2 separate regions of the Mus musculus genome follow, and region 1 is linked to region 2. Evidence: chromatin loops called from intact Hi-C (ENCODE). Cell type or tissue: gastrocnemius. All regions are shown on one strand. Links, peaks and the distances in the headings refer to the core of each region. The heading gives the core; the rest is flanking DNA.

What was found. Peaks named below come from ENCODE experiments on the same cell type or tissue, not always from the same donor. Only the 100,000 strongest peaks of a DNase experiment are listed, where the experiment ranks them.
Region 1: a loop joins it to region 2, with 4 times the contacts of the local background. A loop is called at or near these places in 10 of 42 quality-filtered maps.

The regions. Positions count from the first base shown.
Region 1 is chr6:135,148,303-135,153,608 of GRCm38, reverse strand. Hebp1 (heme binding protein 1) reads left to right here. Exons shown (of 4, transcript NM_013546.3): 3 at 608-788. Gm22881 (a small nucleolar RNA gene) reads right to left here and starts at 4,961; the gene lies at 4,828-4,961. In gastrocnemius, for the core only: CTCF peaks have their summits at 3,095 and 4,930 (motif pointing left); DNase peaks (open chromatin) are centred at 305, 3,175 and 4,903.
Region 2 is chr6:135,397,414-135,402,719 of GRCm38, reverse strand. No RefSeq gene overlaps it. Among named protein-coding and RNA genes, the nearest start is that of Emp1, 37 kb to the right of the region's middle. In gastrocnemius, for the core only: a CTCF peak has its summit at 2,191 (motif pointing right); DNase peaks (open chromatin) are centred at 2,191, 3,785 and 4,643; H3K27ac peaks cover 1,438 bases.

The DNA of each region.
Region 1 (5,306 bases), core at 223-5,222, 250 kb after region 2:
CAGTTACAAACTATGTACTCTCTCTCTCTCTCTCTCTCTCTCTCTCTCTCTCTCTCTCTCTCAAAAATGCAGGTTCTTATGTATCTACATTCTTGCTATGTGCCACCAAATAGTTTTTGGTTTTGTTTTCTTCAAGCACGGGGGTGCTGGAGAGATGGCACAATGGTTAGGGTGGATTACCGCTCTTACAGAAGTCCTAAACTCAGTTCCCAGCAAACTGAAAAGCTGGCGAGATGGCTCAGTGCCTCAGAGCACAGGTTGTTCCTGCAGGGGACCAGTGCTCAGTTCCCAGCCCCCACCTGGTGGCCCACAGCCATCCGTGACCCCCATTCCAGGGCATTGCTGCCCTCTGCTGCCCTCCACAGATACCTACGTGAGCAGGGTGCACATAAACTCCCGCAGGCACACATATAAACATACAACATGGATAAATGGTGCCACCGACGCCAACGTCCAGCAGATACAAGGAAGGACATTGCACATGTCTAATTCATGTACTTACTGGCTGAAATGTTTGTTGCTCATTTTTTTTTAAATCACTATGGAAGAGACCTGAGATTTACGCCCTCTGTCTAATGTCTGCTCCCTCTGTGTTCTGATGCTTCAGGAGTCGGCATGGGTATGACAGTCCCTGTCTCTTTTGCCGTGTTTCCCAATGAAGATGGCTCCCTACAGAAGAAACTGAAAGTCTGGTTCCGGATTCCGAACCAATTTCAAGGCAGCCCACCGGCCCCCAGTGATGAGAGTGTGAAGATCGAGGAACGGGAGGGCATCACTGTCTATTCCACGTAAGGAGACACACTTCGAGTTTGCTGGTCCTAGCCACTCCTCGGATCTTAGTGAATATTTACATTGGCTTTTCACCGATGCTTGATTCAATGAGGAAACAGCGAGTCATGGCAGTAACTCACTGTAATTTCTGCAGGCTGTGGCACACATGCGTTTGTGGTTTATCTCGATAAATGCCTGGGCCTGTAGCCATATTGATAGGTAGAAAGAGTCACCTCTGCCTAAGGTCAAGATGGACACCTGCGTTAGCCATAGCAGGTTCTTAGAAAATCCAAGGGATATATAAATGTGTGTGAGTGTGAGTGTGAGTGTGTGTGTGTGTGTGTGTGTGTGTGAATAATATATGCCAGTACTATAATGTCAGTACTATATATGTCAATAATATTGACAATAGTGTGTGTGTGTGTGAGAGTGTGTGAGTGTGTGTGTGTGTGTGTGTGTGTATAATATATGCCAGTACTATAATGTCAGTACTATATATGTCAATAATATTGACAATAGTGTGTGTGTGTGTGTGAGAGTGTGTGAGTGTGTGTGTGTGAATAATAGTTTGGGGTCCTGGATACATAGCTGGGGACTACATGATTTACACCCCATACTTCCTTAGATCTAGAAGGGTAGAGAGTTTGTCAGAGCTGAACAGCCAGCCCCCTGCTTGTTCCTGGACTATGGTTCTTTAAGGGAAGGACGCATTTGCCCTCCTGTCCTCTGGCTCTGTGTTAGGACTCCTCTGCAGTTACATTTCTTCACTATAGAAAGTAGTAGATGCAAACTGTTGCCTGTTCTTTCTTGCTTTACTTCGTCTTGTTTTCTTGTGCTGGGAATTAAACCCAGCACCCCATGCACGCTGAGTTTGTATTCCACTGTCTGTCTGTGCCAGAAGCTGTCTGCTAATCCACAGAAATCTGTGGGGCTCTGGTGAGATCTGCCAGGCTCGGGGCCCAACCAGGTGGCCAAAGAGTTGTGCTCTCCTAAAGGAGTGGGATCGAGGGCATGGGAGGTTGGGAGCCGAGGTCTGGAAGTGATCTCAGTAGGCTCAAGCAGCTTCCAGGGGATGAAAGCTTCAGGAGAGAACTCTCCTCCCCAAAAAGGTGTTACAGCTCTTATATGGCAGACGCTCTCAGACAATCCTTGATGAAGTAATTCTCACGCCTTTATTTCTTCTGGGCAGGGATATATATATACATACATATATATATTGGCAAGGGTTGGGGTCTGACAGCAGATGCTTTCTATTGGCTTGGTCTGAGATGTTAGGGGTATCTCATCTGCATGTGGGGGGGCTTTGAGGTGCTGCCTCTACTTGACTGATTGCCAGTGTCCTCTCCATGGAGTGCCATGGTCTCTTGACCATGTTTGGGTTGGGAGGAGGTGAAACGCCTACCGTCTTCAGGTATGAGGTGCAGGGGTTTCTGAACTCAACCTCACCAAGTCTCCTGGCACAGTCTTGTCCCATATTCTACCACCAAGCTACTCATGCCCACAGCCTGGTGCATGTTTTCTAACCTTTGGTCCCTAGTCTGCCCTCGGAAGTCAAGTCTCTTCAGATAATTGGTGACTCCCTGTTTATCAAAATCCCACCGTGTAACAGGTACCTAACCAGGGTCAGAGAAAGGCCGGAACCTTCACCAGTAGTAACCACAGATCAGGGGTTGGGGTCCGCTCAAGCTCAACTTCGTGAAAATTAACTATACAAATGATCTTTCACTGCATGGTTTCTGTCTACTGAAAGCCCTCTACCCCACCCAACTATGGCTATTAGGCTTCCATATTCTAATTCCTCCTCTGGGGGGGTGGGACTTTGTTCCCCAGAGCTAGCGTAGAAAGCTAGGCCAGGCAGTGGTGGCGCACACCTTTAATCCCAGCACTTGAGAGGCAGAGGCAGGCGGATTTCTGAGCTCGAGGCCAGCCAGCCTGGTCTACAGAGTGAGTCCCAGGACAGCCAGGACTGCACAGAGAAATCCTGTCTCAAAAGGCCAAAAGAAAGAAAGAAAGACGGGGGGGGGGGGGGGGAGGGGAGGGGAGGGGAGGGGAGGGGAGGGGAGGGGAGGGGAGGGGAGGGGAGGGGAGGGGGGAGGGGGGGGAGGGGAGGGGGGGAAGGGGAGGGGAGGGGAGGGGAGGGGAGGGGAGGGGAGGGGAGGGGAGGGGAGGGGAGGGGAGGGGAGGGGAGAGGAGAGGAGAGGAGAGAGAGGAGAGGAGAGGAGAGGAGAGGAGAGGAGAGGAGAGGAGAAAAAGAAGAAAGAAAGCTAGTGTGACTTGAGCTTGCCTGCTGCGGGCATTCTTTGGCTGGGTGAACAGAGCCTCCTGGAGCACAGAGTGGGTAATGCAACCGTGCCGATGACATGGAAACCCCACCCCCACCCCCAGTCCATGTTTCTTTCTATTCTAGCCCTTATTCAGACTCCTCGGCCTCTGTGCAGAGGCTCCTGAAAACTCTAAGCAGAGTCGGGAGTAAGGCAGGTAGGTAAACTGAGGCACCCAGGATGCTAAGCTTAAGGAAGCACTTACTTAGAGTAAGAGCCACCTTAAACCATACACTCTGAGTGTCCACTGGTCTCTCTGTCAGTCCCCAGCTCCTTCTGCCCTCTCTCCTTCCTGCTCTCTGAGAAGTGGCGAGTAGTAAACTTCTATTATGCAATGTGATCATCAGCTCTGCTGCAAGATGACGCTTTAGAAATTAGTACGCCTCTCTTTTCTAAAACGTTTTGTTTCTTTGTGAATTTCACATCATGCACCCTAATCCTGTTCATCGTCTCTCCCCAACTCAAAGCCTTGGATCTGGGCCTGAGAGGTATCTGAGCTGCTCAGTGCACTGACTCTCCCACTTTCCTACCCTCGGGACCAGCTCACTAACAACCCCCACCACCAGGGCCTGCTCTACCCTGCTGCTCAGGCCAGGTGTAGGGCCTGTAGCAGGTGAGGGGCAGATGCAGCTCTCCTGCTCTGATGACCTCAGGGCCAGCTTTCCTGCCTGCCACAGGTGGCAAAGGCAAGGTGGAGGTCAGCTCTCTCACACTCACACCCTCAGGACCAGCTTGCCCACAACCCTACCACCAGGGTCAGCTCTACCAATCTGCCCAGGTGAGGTGCAGGGCCGGCTCCCCCAAGTGCTGCAGCTGGTGAGGGGCAGGGCCAATTCTCCTGCTCTCATGACCCTAGGGTCAGATAGGTCTCCTGGCTGCCTTGGGTAGTGAGGGACAAGGGACGAGGAGATGAGTGGTAGGTAGTGTTAGGTCTCCAAACACTTGCTCGTATCCTCAGGGGTGTCGCATAGGCAACTCCTGCAATGTGCAGGGGCTGCTCTCAGAGCACTGCAGCTGGCTGGGGTGTGGGACCAGCTTTCCTGTTCTCATGGCCCTGGGGACTCCCAGGATGACAGGTGAGGGGTGGGGCCAGTTCTGTACAGCCCTCAGACATCAACATGTCCCCAGGCAACAGCCTAAACCAGGGATGTCTGTCTGGCCTTTAGTGAAAACAGACCCCAGCTGCTGCAGAGCCACAAGCCCAGATGTGGCCCACATTGGCAGTAGAAGCCAGAACCCCACCATGGTCCCACAAGGCATCACCAGCTACTCACATCGGGCTGTTCCTCTCTACCCTCCAGTCTCCAGCTCTGCCTCTCTTCATTGTGCCCACGTCCTTCTGTTTCTCTTTGTGCTCCATTTCTTCACCACTGCCTTGCTCCTCTCAGTGGTATCCAGGGTCTTTGAGTGTCTGGAGTTGTCTCAGGAGCACTATGCCTGACTCCTGCATTAAGGCACCAGGCAGTGGGTCATCTCGGGCGTGATATGTACCCAACCCACCCCCAGGCCTGTGTGGCACCTGACTGGTGGTCATCTCAGGCTAGCTCCCCATGGCACTGATCTGGTGGTCATCTTGTGCTACCTTCTCACCCCACTCCCCAAGTGGCCCCATGGAGTTCTCTGCCTTGGACTCACTTCTGCCAGGAGCCCTCAGCCTCAGGCAGGATTCTTCTAGTTTCCTACTTGCTCTGGGTCCTAAGAGCCATCAGGGCTTGTGTAGTGCCAGACTGGTGGTTATCTCAGGCTAGCTTTTTCCTGGGAATATTCATAGGTCAGAGCGCAGAGGGTGGATGTGGCCTCTCTCCTCTCTGCCACCTACTGGTGCAAATGAGGCACAGCAGCCACACCTGCAGGGATTCTAGAGGCAGGGTTAGTAAGCCTCTTTAAGAGTTAATTTCCCCCCACTGGTTAAGCACCCCTAATCAACATCCTGGGGTTCTTGTGAAAGCACCTATCAGTACTTCCTAAAGTACCATTTACACATTTCTTAATGCTTTATCTGATAATTATCTAAAGATTGACACAATTGAATCAGTTCACTCCTCACCCCAGCCCTGCTACCTGTCTTTTATCCTTTCATCCAGTCCTGCCTCAGAAGCCAAGTCTCTTCTAAGTGATTGGTGACTCCCCATCTGTTGAAATCCCACTGTGCGACGGGTACCTAGCTATGTACAGCTCGGGCCAAGCACCCTCAACAGCAGTAGCCACAGTTGC
Region 2 (5,306 bases), core at 77-5,076:
GCTCTGTAAGGTTTGTGAGACAGATCTCAAAATGTACTTCAAAACCTTAATGACTAAGAAAATTAGAATTTTTCTGGAAAGTATTGAACTTTGGAGGTACGATTTCATTTGGAGTTAGGTTTAATGAATACCTAACTTGTTGATAATATTGGAAATTGGATATTGTTCCAAATTTCAGAAGATAAAACTGAATCAAAGCATTATTTAGAATGCCTAGGGTCTTGGAAGATGATTCGGTGGTTAAGAGCCCATTCTGCTAAAGGCCAGAGTTTTCCCAACAGCCATATCTGGCTACTCACAACTGCCTATAACTAACTGGAACTCCAAAAAAGTCCAACACTTCTGACCACCATAGCACTCACATTCACATGCACACAACCCCCACAACACACACACACACACACACACACACACACACACACACAGAAATTTTAATGTTTTCACTGCGGTTTTTAATATTTTAATTGTGTATTTTTAGTTATGCTCGAGGTATCTGACCTCTCCTTCCTCCTGCCCCTGGAGCTGAAGTTACATACAGGTGGATGCTCTATGTGGTTTCTGGCAATCCAAACTGGAGTCCTATTAGAGAGAAGAATCCACACTGAACCACTGAGCCATCTCTCCATTGCCTGCACCCTCCAAAAAGAGTTTTTTAGTGTTTTTCTTCTTGCTCTGTGAAGAATGTTGTTGGAAATTTCATGAACATTAAATGGAATTTGTAGATTGCTTTTGATTTTACAGGTCATTACAACATTAAATCAGCCAACCCATGAGCATGGGAGGTCTTTCATCTATGTCTTCATCAGAGATATAAGGAGGTCCTTGGGGGAAGAATTAATGTATGGAGTGGCTGAACTGTCCCTGCTGTGTTCTTTAGAAATTACTGGCTCCTGGGTCTCAAAATTCACTAAGGGTAACGCCACTGTTCATCTCAGCCACCTGTAAGATGCTACTCTTTTGAGAGACAAACCAAAGAGACAGAAAAATCCAAGAAAAATGGCAACAACAGTTGGAGGAACAAATTTGTTAAATGTGTTCACTCATATTGTGATAATAAAGGTTTTGCATCTTGCCTCTGATATTGGCATTTCCAAGGGACACAAGCTAACATCCCAACTTCTTCCCCCTTCGTCCTCTCAATATACAGAAAGAGATTTAGCAACCATTGAACCAATCAAAACCCTAAGAAGGATAATAACCACAAAATTCTGGAGTAGGTAATATCGCTACTTTGGAGTAATTGTGACTCCTAGACTCTTCAGGGTTGTTCCAAGTTCGAAGTTTCTGTCTGAATACCATTGTGTGTGGCCTCTCATTTTTCAGATGCACCCCAAACAAGAATTCCAGTCTAGCCATTTACCCCTCCAGTAAATACTAATAATTTTTTATACACATGTCACTGTTAAAATAAACATAATCCCACCACCTTGTGACAGTTCATGGAAGTCGGGGCTTTGAGCCAGCTTCAAGTGATGTGGGACTAGGCTGCCTGCTGAGAGCAGAGGACCATTTAAGGTAGAGAGGACACTGTGAGTGTGGCAGAGCTCTGATGGAGTACAGGCATGTTCTCCAGGCATGGTCTTATGCATCATCGTATGAAGATGGAAAGCAAGGGGGAAAGGCAGAAGAGATTGAAACTGGAAAGGATGTTGAACCTGGGTTTTGAGGAATCTGGGATGCAGGCTAAGAAAGATGGCTTTATTGATCACATTACTGGGACTTCATAGATGCTTTTGAGCAGGATAGGGACCCAAGGAAAACCTGACCTTTGGTAAAATGACTGTCTTCTTGGAGTGGAGAGGGGTTTAGAGTAGAAATCAATTTGAGACTTTTTTCCAGACAAGAGAAAACTAATTCAGAGACGATGTCAGGGCCCCTCGGGACCACGCTAAAAGACTGTAAAGAAGGATACACATTTCAGAGTTTAACAGATATAATTTTTGTGGTCTTAAACCTTTATCTGATCTTGAAGCTGATGTCTCCTGCTTTGAAATTGCTTGTAGCTGCACAGAACTACACATCTCCTTCTGTAACACTTTCTACAACATGTCATATCTGAAGAAAAACTGCTTTGATGGTTCATGTCTGTTATCTCAGTATTAGAATGACAGAGACAGGAGGATCAATCAAAGGCTAACCTCCACTACATTGGACCCTGTCTCAAAGAAGAAAAACCAATGTGGCCACTAGGGGGCAGAGTTGCACTAACAACGTCCATAGAGACCAGAAAAACAGTGTCCCCAAGACTTAGATGAGCACACACCATCAAGGTGAGGAAACACATCCTAATGTAACCCTATCCAGAAACCACGGCCTGGAGTCTTTCACTCTTGGGAAATACGAAACAAGTTTACACAATAAGAGAACATGGGAAAAGGTTTATTTCTGAGTCTCATTTTCTGGCTAACAAGATGGAGTCTGAGAAATTTATTCAGCAAGATAGTTATCTTATGCCAAACATTGTCCAGTATACAAGGATGTGGTCATGACTTGGAGTAGAGGGGATGTGATAGTGAGTGCTGTCAAGTCGACATAATCTAGAATCACCAGGGAGATGGGCCTGTGGACATACCTTGGGGAATTGTCTTGCTTTCATTAATTGAAGTGGGAAGAACTGCCCACTCTGGATGACACCATTCCCTATTTAGATCCTGCACCGTATAAATGGAGAAGAGAAGCTGAGCAGCCAGAAGAAGCATTTGTTGTTGTGTGCTTCCTCTTAACTATGGATGTGAGGGCCAGCTCCTTCAAGCGTCTGCTGCCCTATTTCTTCTCTGGTGTGATAGACTACACCTGAACTCTGCAAACTGATGTGAGCCTTTTCTCCCTCAAGAGAGTTTATCATGCCAACAGGAAGGAAAACTAATATGAGGAGCAGAGAATGGAAGGCCAAGGAGAGAAAGACAAATGAAGACCATTTGGATGCCAGCTGCTGTCCCGAAGGTGTTAACGTGGCAGTGCTGTTGTAGAATCTTCTTGTTACCGTGCGGAGAATGGAAGGAAGCCTTCCAGGAACTGACACCAAGTTGGAATTCAAAAGCTGAGAATGAACCAATCAAGTGAAGATGTTGGGGAAAGAGGGTTTGAGGCTGTGAGAACAGCTCATGCAGACACCTAGGCAGACTGAGCTCTTGACCTTCTCCTATAACAGAAAGGTCTGAGGGGTGTGAACTGGGGGCGATGACAGTGACATAGGAATGGCTGGTGTGAGGTGACTTGAAGAGTCTATGGGGGCCATTCCTACTCAAACCCACACCACCACGTGAGGGTATGTCAGTGTCCTCATCAGGCAGTCAATACGTCATGATATCAACAACTCAACATATCTTTCATACCCTCTGAGGAATCTGGTCTGAATTTGTTTTGACACTATCTTTGTTCACACCAATTTTTACCTGAATATTCCCAGAAGATGAGGTTGTCTTGGCTAGCTGGGGGTGGGGGGTTGTCAGAGTGCTTCCCCCCCCCACACACACACACACACATTGTGAGCCTGCGGAGAGGCTCTCATTTTCTTTCCAGGTCACATTTGCCTTGTGCCACATCCAACTCTCAAGTAAATGAAAGGCACACCCATGTGGTATTAATAGTGCTATTTTGGGTGATGATATAATGGATTCCAGAATCACCAAGAGGACTTTTGGCATCTCTCTGGGGGTGCTGGCGGGACTGCTCTGCATGTCTGGGTAGGCCTACCTCTCACTACGGGGATCTTCCTGCCAAGAGGACCTCGTGCTGTTTTTGACCTTGGGCGGGTAAATGTCTTAGTATTTCCTAAGGATGAGTGAGATCACCCTGGTGTGAGTGGGAAAAGACCTTCCTCAGGCCCTGACCTTCCCCGAAATGGGCCTGATTCCAGCTTGTTGGCTTTCTGAGAAAGAAGGAAATGGAAAGGAAAGGAGGAGGGAGGGAAAGGAGGGGGTTCAGCAGGACATGAATGTGGAGAGTTGTCCAGACTGCTGGCTCCCAGATCTGTTGATTTACACATTGATTTATTTGTAAATACATCCATGGGGCATGAACTAGGTACCACTCTGATTCTAAGAATTTTGGAAATATTAATACATTTGAACCTTAAAACATCTTTACTAAATAAGTGAAGGAGGAAGAGGGGAAAGGAAGAAAGGTGGGTGAGGAGGGAGGGGTTTGAATGAATTCACCAGCTCAGTGGAAAAACACACATGGCTTTCTATGTCAAAAAAGCCTGCTGAGGGGCTAAGAGCCTTGAAACACCACAAAGTAACCAAACCAGATCAAACTGTGATTTTTTTCACTTCATATTATTTAAAACAAAATGAAAAAAATGATTATAGGAGGCTTAAATAATTTTAACTGCTTTGCCTGCTTCTTCATTTACTAATAAAATAGGTTATAGGAACATGGCCACATTATATCATCTATCCTTTTCCTGAGTAAAGCCGAATACCTTTTATAATGAAATTGAAAGTGAACACTGATGACTTTATCCCTCGTCTTCCGTAAAATCTATTTTTATCAAATGACCTTGATCTGCCTCATTTTGTGGCCTGCGAAGCATGTCTAACAGACCTGAGCAGGTAGGGATGCCTTAGCCAGGGAACGAACCCTGGTGACCCCCACAAAGGCAGAGCCTCAGCTAGAAATCTGCCAGCTGTCAACTCCAGTCCCACCTGCAGCCTGAAGTGGGGAGAGGCCAGTTAGGTACTACACCAAGTCTTTCCCTGACATCTAGTGTCAGCTCCTTAAATGACAGGTTAGGAATCAGACCCAAGGATGCAGGAGAACCTTAGCCTGGCTTGTCAATAGGGTCACCTTTCTCCTGGCCTTGCGGCGCAGACGGGGGTGAGGGGGCAGTAAGCAGCTGCCGATTCATGGCCTTACAGTTTGTCCAAGGCAAAAGCAGAGAAGAGGAACCTGGAAGATGGCGAGGCATCATTCTTCTCACCGTACGACATGTGCTATTGATCAAAGCTTGATGAGGACGCTTCATGCTTACTTACCTCTGGTTGAAAAGAAATCAGGAAGGAAAATAGAAAAATGGTAAGAGCTTCGAGCTCCTGCTTCTCAGCATCACTCTGATCAGGATATGAAGATGCCTTGGTGGGGGGACCACAGGTTCCTCTCTCTCTCTTTAGCCCTTTGGGCACCTCAGTAGATGGTGCCATAAATGTATCTGCTGTGGAAAATCCACTTGCCGATACCATGCTTCTAACAGTACCAGGACTGCCCTGCAGGGACCAGAAGAAATTCAGATCATACAGGAGGACAAGGGAGCCAGTCAGTGAGGGAGAGGTGGAGGTGAAAGCCTATGTCAATGTCAAGGAAGG